Linked DNA regions of Homo sapiens: region 1 is linked to region 2. Evidence: read pairs that join two places in POLR2A ChIA-PET (ENCODE). Cell type or tissue: IMR-90. All regions are shown on one strand. Each heading gives the region's core, and the rest is flanking DNA. Links, peaks and the distances in the headings are about the cores only.

Evidence for each region. ChIA-PET counts read pairs that join two places held together with the same protein. Peaks named below come from ENCODE experiments on the same cell type or tissue, not always from the same donor. Only the 100,000 strongest peaks of a DNase experiment are listed, where the experiment ranks them.
Region 1: POLR2A ChIA-PET joins it to region 2 with 8 read pairs; 2 of 35 experiments call an interaction of 5 or more read pairs at or near these places.

Annotation. Positions count from the first base shown.
Region 1 is chr2:201,701,275-201,707,095 of GRCh38, forward strand. ALS2 (alsin Rho guanine nucleotide exchange factor ALS2) reads right to left here. Exons shown (of 34, transcript NM_020919.4): 29 at 5,572-5,748; 30 at 4,142-4,187; 31 at 3,865-3,926; 32 at 3,180-3,329; 33 at 2,848-2,944; 34 at 1-615. The coding sequence ends at 577. Among named protein-coding and RNA genes, the nearest start is that of MPP4, 5.5 kb to the left of the region's middle. In IMR-90, for the core only: no CTCF peak of the experiment used is centred there; no DNase peak of the experiment used is centred there.
Region 2 is chr2:201,578,250-201,582,249 of GRCh38, forward strand. It overlaps CATSPERT (catsper channel auxiliary subunit tau), which reads right to left. Exons shown (of 16, transcript NM_001168221.2): 5 at 3,846-3,968. Among named protein-coding and RNA genes, the nearest start is that of CATSPERT, 39 kb to the right of the region's middle. In IMR-90, for the core only: no CTCF peak of the experiment used is centred there; a DNase peak (open chromatin) is centred at 2,442; H3K27ac peaks cover 1,689 bases.

The sequences.
Region 1 (5,821 bases), core at 1-4,000, 120 kb after region 2:
AACAGCTTAGAAAAAGTTAAAACTGCAGTTTAAAAGTTCCTTTCTCCCCTCCCTTGGCAAAGAGACATGATGCACACATGACTGGAAGGGACTCAGGAAGGCAGAGTGTGGCCACTATAGTTTCAAGTACGATCTGGTTCTTGCAAACGGATCGGGGTAACTGCAGGTGGATTCAGGCAAACCAGAAATTCAAAAATATCCATCAACTTCTTTAATATAAGAAGCTCTACTGGAAGCTTTTCTTACAACTTCATGTAGCTGACATACCCTTTACTGTAGGAAGGGATATCCTCTTCTTTTTTCAAATAGTAGATAAATGGTATTTTTGGAACTTATCATAGGCCAAGAACTGGTCTAATCTGATTTTTTACCTCCCTTTCAATCCTCCCTTTAAACTATACAGTCCTTTTTTCTGGGCTCAGGGCTCTTATTATTGGTAAGGCTCATTCTAACAACCTAAATAACACAAAGTCCTTTCCAATTTCAACACTGTTCTTTTTTGCCACTACAGGAAGACTCCAGATGGTGTTATAACACTCTGTAGTAGATAATCCAGTTTTCAAGCTGTTATGCAGCCTAGTTAAGCTTCTCACGCTGAATCTGGTAGTAACATGCCTGGAAGAAAAGTTCAAAATAATTTCAAATTCACTTTTAAAGAAATTACATAAAGAGAGCAATGCATATGGGACTAAAGAAACAAAATCCCTTATGAACAAATTCAGCTGATGGCCCAACAGATTTAATTGATTTCACTTTTCCCTGTTCCCTTCTAGTTCCCCTATCTAGTGGCTGTCTTTTGCCTACTTGTAATTAGTATAGACAAAATTTTTTCATTTCCCGTCTTATTCTAAAACAAAGTTTTTTTACAAGCTAGCTAATATTCTTCACATGCAGAGACACCACAATTTGCCATTACTGATTGGACATTTAGAGTATACCAATCATTAAAAGGTACAACTCTAATTAGAATCACCTAGTATGATTAATAAATATACAGATTAAGCATCATTGCAGACCTGGGGAGTCATAACTTCCAAGAATGCATTTTTAAGAAGCACCCTGAATTATGAGTTTCCAGGTATGGGAATTACTCATACCCCAATGAATAACACATCCAGATAACATGTAACATTTTCCATTCTTTAGTTTCTTAGGATAAATCCCCAGGAGTAGAACCATTGAGTCAAACTCCACATTTTTTGATGTTGTTGATATCTATGTTAGTAACAATTGCTTTCCAAAAGGGTAATGGCTACTTACCCCATTATCAGCAATGTGGGAATAATAATGACTTCACTATAACCCCATCAGTAATTTTAAAATATTCTTGATAATTTAACAGCACAAAATGGTACCTTATTTAAATCTGCAGTACTACGATTTTCAGTGAGGTTGAGTATTTTTCTACATGTAAACTTACTAGTTCAGTTTCTTCTTTGGTGATCTGTTTAGAGATACTCTTCAAATAACATAAACACTAATAATCTAAGTCATCTGTGGCCAATATTTTCCCCAGTTTCTCCCCCTTTTCAGTTTATTTAATAGAAGTGTTAATGGTAGGCCAGGTGCAGTGGCTCACGCCTGTAATCCCAGCGTTTTGGGAGGCCAAGGCGGGTGGATCATCTGAGGTCAGGAGTTCGTGACCAGCCTGGCCAACCTGGTGAAACCCCATCTCTAATAAAAATACAAAAATTAGCCAGGTGTGGTGGCAGGCACTTGTAATCCCAACTACTTGGGAGGCTGAGGCAGCAGAATCACTTGAACCTGGGAAGTGGAGGTTGCAGTGAGTCGAGATTGCACCACTGCACTCCAGCCTGGGCGACAGAGTGAGACTCTGTCTCAAAAAAAAGAAGCATTAATGGTATTTTAGTTGAAAAGTTTAAATAGTTAACCTAGGCCAGAAACCTGACATTGAATTCTAATTATTTTTCTTATTTTAATTTACCTGTCTTTCCTTCTCTCTTCCTTTCTCTATATTTAAACCCCAAAGCATCTATATAATTTGCTATTCTACCCTCCCTCCAAAACTGCTAATAAGCTATCCAATACTTTGTTTTACCATTTGTTAAATAATTCCTCTTTTCCATTTTGGTTTGGTGTTTCCACTTTCATGTGAAGTTTTTATTATGATGTGTTTATATGGGAGCTATCCTTTCTATTTAGGTAATTGTGTATTCCTGTGACAGTCACATACTATTTTATCTTCATTATTGTAATTTTATAAATTTTACTAACTGGAAGAGTAGGTCTATTCTTTCTCATTTTTCACAAGTGTTTTTGCACTTTCTATCTGCTGTTTTTTCAATAAACTTTAGAGTGATTCTTCCAAATTCCAAGAAAAATCAAGGCAGGAAACAAATGACTTCTAACAATCTCTCCAGGCCACCCAGATCAAAGAAGCTCATTTGTAATCTATTGGTTACAGTAAATACAAGGCAAAGAAAGAAGATGGAATTCAAATTCATTATTTACATACTGCCTTCTGTGTTTTACCCTGTTCCATTGAATAGCACTCCTGTTGGAAACTTTCTTGGACACTAAGAATCCTTTCTGTTTCTTTTTTAGAATTACAATTATTTATATAAATGTAAACATTTATAACAGTTTGATCAATTTACAAGGAGGATTAGATAATGAAGAATTTGCTTTAGTATTTTGAGGAACAACTGGCTTATCCTACTTTAATATACTATATAATGTTTTAAAGTGTAGAACAAAATGTGCTCTAAAGGCATTTAAGGTTTGCATTAAACTTTTATACAAAAAAAGTGGTTAATGGCATTTATAATATGGTAAATGAAAGACAGATATGAAGATAAGAAAGTATTAAATAATAACTATACTCACCTTCAAGGTGGTGAACATTATACCCTGTTCCCCATGCTGAAGATAGGGGTCCATTAGATCCTCAATGAGGTGTACCTCAGAGCCTAAATTCCTAATCCTGCCCCAGAGAGAAAAAGATGCTGAGTTATTTTCACTTACATGTCCATTCTCCTTTTGAATCTAGTTGATGGGAAAAAGAAAGAACAGCTCAATAAAAGGGTAATGTCACAGTGGAATGGGTTAATCGATTTTTTTCTAGTGGAAGAGCGTACTCCTGCTGTCAGTTCAGAAAATGCAAGCAGCAGACTTTTAAAAATAACGACTCACTAATAACAAAGTCATAAAACAGTTACCTGGCCCGTAGCACCACATATAAGAAAACAGGAAACAAGTCATCCATGGACCACAAGAAGTCTTCGTGGAGTGACGCCAGGACACTCTGAGAGATCTCCTCAAAAGTCTGCTGGATGACCTTAAGTTTGTCTGATGGGGTAAATGTTGTGCTGTTACAGAAACAATGACAAAAAGACATCCTATAATTTTCTTAATAAAGCCATTTGATCGTGCTTTTTTGACAATATTCCCTCCTGGGATTCACATGCCTTAACCCGGACACTTAGGCATTATGAGTCGTTGGAAAGGATGACTTTGTACTCCCATGGTGCTATGAGAAAAGTAGCCTCCAACTGTCTACGATTCATATATTGTTTCCTTTTACCCACGTGAAATCTCATTCTCCTAATATATGCTCTTTTCTGAATGAGAAATTTGGTTAATTTCCAATTGGCTAAAGATGTGATTATATGGATAAATTTCTGGCTTGGCTCTCTCCTACTTTTGAAAATGCAAGGTCATTTTAGAGTAAAAGATAACCCAAGGGTCTCATTCTGATTTCTGATTTCCAGATTGAGTTTGACACCATCAGCATATAGAATGGGGATGCTTAAGGCTTAGGTAAAGATAAGATCATATTAATAATATCTTAATAGACCAAGCACTACTTTGATTTGTATGGCTTTTCAACAAATCAGAGATTACCTGATCTGCTGCAGACATTCTACTGCTGAGGCAAAACAAGCATCTTTCGTGGTTGGCAAAACCTGCAAAAAAGAGAGTGAAGGTCAAGGAGGAAAACTATTTTCTGCAACAACAGAAATAAATGATACTGATGTCAGAGTGCAGGTCTTTGGTAATAACAGATGCAAACACAAGCTTGGGTACTGTTCTATCAAAGTAAAATGAAAAAGTTTTGCTATCTCAAATCCTTCCCATTAGAGAAAAGCATATTTGCTGAGGAAAAGAAAATCTACTATACCTTTTTACTCTCTCCAAGGATTGACAAGGTTGCTGGCCAAAATTTCCTATAATGGAATCCATAAATTATTAATATAAGTTGTTACTTATGGTAAACAAAATCCCATAAAAATAGTTGACAGCTATATTGGCTTCCTTGTCCCCATTAAAAAGAACTGCTCCACAATAGGTTAAGTTTTTATAAACATTCCAGAAGTGATTTAAGAGTTTTTATCATCTCCCTAAGGGATTTGTCATTCTATATCCCAATAACCTACACGTTACAGATATTACCAAATATTTTTCCTTCACTCAGTTTTATCTCATTTCTACTACTGAATTATTCCACTGAAAACAATTAAAGCACAAAATAAAAAAAAAGCACAAAAATAAGAAAATATAAAAATTAGCTGGGTGCGTTGACACAGGCCTGTAATCCCAGCTAGCTGGGAGGCTGAGGCACGAGAATCACTTGAACCTGGGAGGTGGAGGTTGCAGCTAGCCAAGATGGTGCCACTGCACTCCAGCCAGGGCAACAAAGCAAGACTCCGTCTCAAAAAAAAAAAAAATTGAGGCTTATTCACTTTTCCTGGTAGCACAAATAGAGATTGGGGAGGTGGAATCAGCTTTATCACTGCCCTAGAAAGAAAACATAATAATTTAGTATTCCCTGGATAGCAAGCAATAATACCTTCTAATAAAAACAGCAGGGCTGGGCACAGTGGCTCACACCTGTAATCCCAGCACGTTGGGAGGCCGAGGCGAGCAGATCACTTGAGGCAAAGAGTTCGAGACCAGCCTGGCCAACATGGCAAAACTCCATCTATACTAAAAATACAAAAATTAGCTGAGCATGGTGCCGTGCGCCTGTAATCCCAGCTACTTGGGAGGGTGGGGCATGAGAATTGCTTGAACTTGGGAGGTGGAGGTTGCAGTGAGCTGAGATTGCACCATCGCACTCCTGCCTGCATGACAGAGTGAAACTCTCTTTCAAAAAAAGAAAAAAAAAAAAACACTTCAAAACCTTTAACTTAAAAATTGCAAATGGAGAGGGAGGAGAGAAAAGAAGAGAAGGAAGAATGCCAAAGATATGTATTCTGCTCTAAAGAGCTATAAAATACCAGGCAAAATAGCTCACACTTTATATATATATATATATATAACTATACATAATATATAAAATACATTACTAATATATAATAAATATATATTACTATATATATGAAAACATAATAAAAAACACATTCCAAAGAATCAGCAGGTTTCATACTCATCTCCAAATATTCTCAGAAATAAAGATTATTAACTATCACTATTTTGTTAAAGAAGACATATGCAAAAAATAATTACAAGCCATATATATAATTAGATATCAAAGTGCCAAATTTCCAATAATGCAGTTTGCATTTTAAATTAAAACCATTTGGTTGCGCTTGTAACTACTACACTTACCTCTGCACCCCAAGAAAGCCCAGGAGAGCAATATCTGGCTGCTTATTTAGTCGAAGGACACATTCCCAGTAAATGTCTTCCTCGCGATCATTATCCAAAGCATAAAGCATAAACAGCGGTGGGTAGAGCCGAGGTAGCAGCACAGGAAGCAATAATCCAGAACTCGTTACTACATAACTACAAAATAATGGAGTGGGAGAAAAGGAGCATTTTTCATATTAAAATTGAATACAGAATCCAAGGTAGAGCT
Region 2 (4,000 bases), core at 1-4,000:
TCAAGCAGCAACATAAAGACTTGAACTCTATTTTTATTATAATAAAACAGAGAAAATGCAAAAACCTTGCATTATAAAAGTCCTTTAGACCTCATCTTCTCCCTATGCTATATGCTGTGGTTGTCATATGCATTACCTCTCCAAACATTATAAACCGCACAGATCATGTTATAATTTTTACTTTAAATAGTCACACAAATTTTAACGGAAGTAATAAGAAAACCTCTAGCACCTCCATTCTGCTGTTGAGCCCATTCAGCAAATTTTTAATTTCAGATATTTTACTTTTCAGTTCCAGAATATGTATTTGGGTCTTTTTATATTTTCTATTTTTCTGTTTATGTTTATAAGAATGAATTGGAAAGAAACTCTGAACAATGAAATGTTATATTAGAATTGTGGAATGATGGGTGATTTCTGAATTTTAAAAAATTTACCTTTGTATTTTAAAATATTAGCATATTATTCATGATCTTATAAAAATAAATATTGAAAAGTTTGCATATATGCTTCTAGTCTAAGTATCTAAGCTTCTACATTTTCTTCAACAAAAATTAACTAATAAGTAATGTCACATTTTTTGATGCCTAAATTGCCATACAGTCAAAGGAACTTTAGTCATTTCCAAAGATCTTCTCCCAAAATATTTTTGAGAATCTCTGGTTGCTTACACTTATTCATTACTCCATATGTTTATCCTTCTTCATCTCTTTCTATGTATTAGAAATTTATCTGATTTAACAGTATGCCATTTTTTAAAATCTCTGTGTGTGTATAGATATGTTTGCTGATCTATTTATAAGTTGCAATCATCATTACTCTTCACTCCCAATGTTTACCTTGGATACTGTAAAAATAAGAAAATTCATACATATATATCCACAATATCAGTATTATACCCAAGAAAATTAACAATTCTAGAATTTTTTCTAATATTCAGTAAATATTTATTAAATTTTCCTAATTGTCCCAAGAATGTCTTTTATTTATGTTTATGTTTTATTTTTTGAGACAGGGTCTCACTCTGTTGCCCAGGCTGGGGTGCAGTGGTGCAATCATGGCTCACTGCAGCCTCGACCTCACTGGGCTCAGGTGATTTTCCTGCCTCAGCCCCCCATGCAGCTGGTACTACAGGCAGGTGTCACCATGCCTGGCTAATTTTTTGTGGGTGTTTTTTTGTGGGTTTTGTTTTTGTTTTGCTGTTTTGTTTTGTTTTTAGAGAAAGGGTTTCACCATGTTCCCCAGGCTGGTCTCAAACTCCTGGGCTAAAGCAATCCACCTCCCTCAGCCTCCCAAAGTCCTGGAATTACAGGTGTGAACCACCAAGCCTGGCTCCCAAGAGTCTTTTACAACTTTTTCGAATCTGTATTCAGTCAAATGTGTTGTATCTCTTTAAATCTAGAATAGTTCCTTCCATCTTTGGTGCGTTTTGGTTTTTTTTTTAATGACCAAAGCTATTTAAAGAATCTACACTGGTATGTCCCATTTCTGTACTTATCTTAAGGTATTGTTTAACATTTTCCCCTACTCACTAAATTCCCGTAAACTTGAAGTTAGTTCTACACTCAGCTTGATTAGATTTGGGTTACACTTCTTTCTTTTTCTTTTTTTTTTTTTTTTGAGACAGGGTCTTGCTCTGTCACCCAGGCTGGAGTGCAGTAGCACGATCATAGCTCACTGCAGTCTCGAACTCCTGGGCTCAATCGACCCTTCTGCCTCAACCTCCCAAGTCACTTGGACTACAGGCACATGCCACCACACCTGGCTAATTCTATGTGTGTAGAGACAGGGTCTTGCTATGTTGCCAGACTGGTCTCCAACTACTGGCCTCAACAACTCTCCCACCTTAGTCTCCTAAAGTGCTAGGATTACAGGCCTGAGCCACTGCACCCAGCCAGGTTAAACATTTTTGATGACGATAAGTCATAGATAATACTGTGTACTTCACATTGTATCACTACAGGAAGTACATGATGTTAAGTTATCCACAATTCATTATGCTAAATTCGAGCTCTTGGTTAAAGTGGCAACTACCACATCTGTCTATTGTAGAGTAACATTTCCCCTGCGCTGTTACTACGGCACCATGCAAATATCTTGCTTCCCAATAAACTTTTACCTAATGGTTTTTAGTGCCATTGCTAAATATTGACTGAATTAATCATTATTCATTACAAAGAGTTGCAAAAACAATAATTTGTAATTCTTTCATTACTTCTACATTCATAAACTGGTATTCTTTTGTTTTAAAATTTTCCTTTTTCTTCCTATGCCACATCTTTTCTTCTCTTTTTTGAAGATCACCAAGGAGTCACGAATTTTCCTTTATTCAGAATGTTGCAATAATCTATGTTCAAGTTATTCTGAAGTTGGGCAATAGGAGTCCCTGCAATCTGGCTGTTGACATAACCCCATTAGTCTTTGAAGACTTCCTTGCTGTATGTAACAAAAAACATTCCTGAAAATACTTTAGATTGTTTATACTTATTCACCAATCAGTAAGTTCTTGACTCTGAGTTCAACACAACCACAAAATGAGCTGCCGGAAAGTGAAAAGGACTCCTAGAAAGGAGAAAACAAGAGGGAAGCAACCATAAAATCTGTATATAAACTCTGCCCAAATCTTTGGCTAACCTCTAAAAGACACATGCACAAGGAAGTCTGTAAGCAGCCCAGCTAAGGATGAAAGAACTAAACCAAAATTTGTATTGCCAACTAAGAGACAGAGTTTGCAGCTTCAGTCATGTCTTAAGACATTTCAGAAACATAATAAAACATGTTTAACTTTATTTAGCCATTCTACAATGTATACATATTTCAAAACATCATTCTGTACACGATAAATATATGCAACTTTTATTTGCAAATTTAAATAGCCAGGCACAGTGGCTCAGGCCTGTAATCCCAACACTTTGGGAGGCTGAGGCGGGCAGATTATTTGAACTCAGGAGTACGAGACCAGCCTGGGCAACACAGCAAAACCCTGTCTCTACTAAAAACACAAAAAGCAGTCTGGTGCAGTGGCATGTACCTGTAGTCCCAGATAGTGGGGAGGCTGAGGCAGGAGAATCCCTTGAGCCAGGGAGGCAAATGTTGCAGTGGGCCAAGAAAATTTATTTTCCAGAAAGTTAGTTAGTGATACAACCTAAAAGTGTAAGTGTGGGTTTTTTGGTTACTTAATTTCATATATATATATATATATATATGTATACACACACACATTCCGGAATATATATATATATATATATATATATATATATATATATATATATATAAAATATTCTGGAAAAAAATGTGTGTATATATATATATATATATATATATATATATATATATATATATATACACATACATATTCTGGAAAATATTTTTTTTCCAGACGGAGTATTGCTCTTGTTGCCCAGGCTGGAGTGCAATGGTGCAATCTTGGCTCACCACAACCTCCACCTCCCAGGTTCAAGCAATTCTCCTGCCTCAGCCTCCCAGGTAGCTGGGATTACAGGCATGGGCCACCATGTCCAGCTAATTTTGTATTTTTAGTAGAGATGGGGTTTCTCCATGTTGGTCAGGCTGGTCTCGAACTCCCGACCTCAGTTGATCTGCCCACCTCGGCCTCCCAAAGTGCTGGGATTACAGGCTGGAAAATAAATTTTTAGAAACATTATGCTATTATAAGCCAACTCTTTTAAAAAATATATAGCCAAAAGGAGATTTTATTTCTTAAACACATGAATTTGAAGGCAGATAATAAACAAAAAAAGCCCATCAAGTATAATAAATCACAACAAACTGGACAACCAACTGGCAACGTGATACCAAGGTGAAAAAAATCATTTTATACATACCTGAATTACCTCATAAAGATGTATCTGAACACTCCCTAACAAGAAAGCACGTTTTTCTCTATTGTCATATTGTATGAGTTCCAATAAAATATTATTCCGCTTATCATCATAACGTCTGGGAACCTCAATATCAAAATATATAAGAAAAGAAGCAT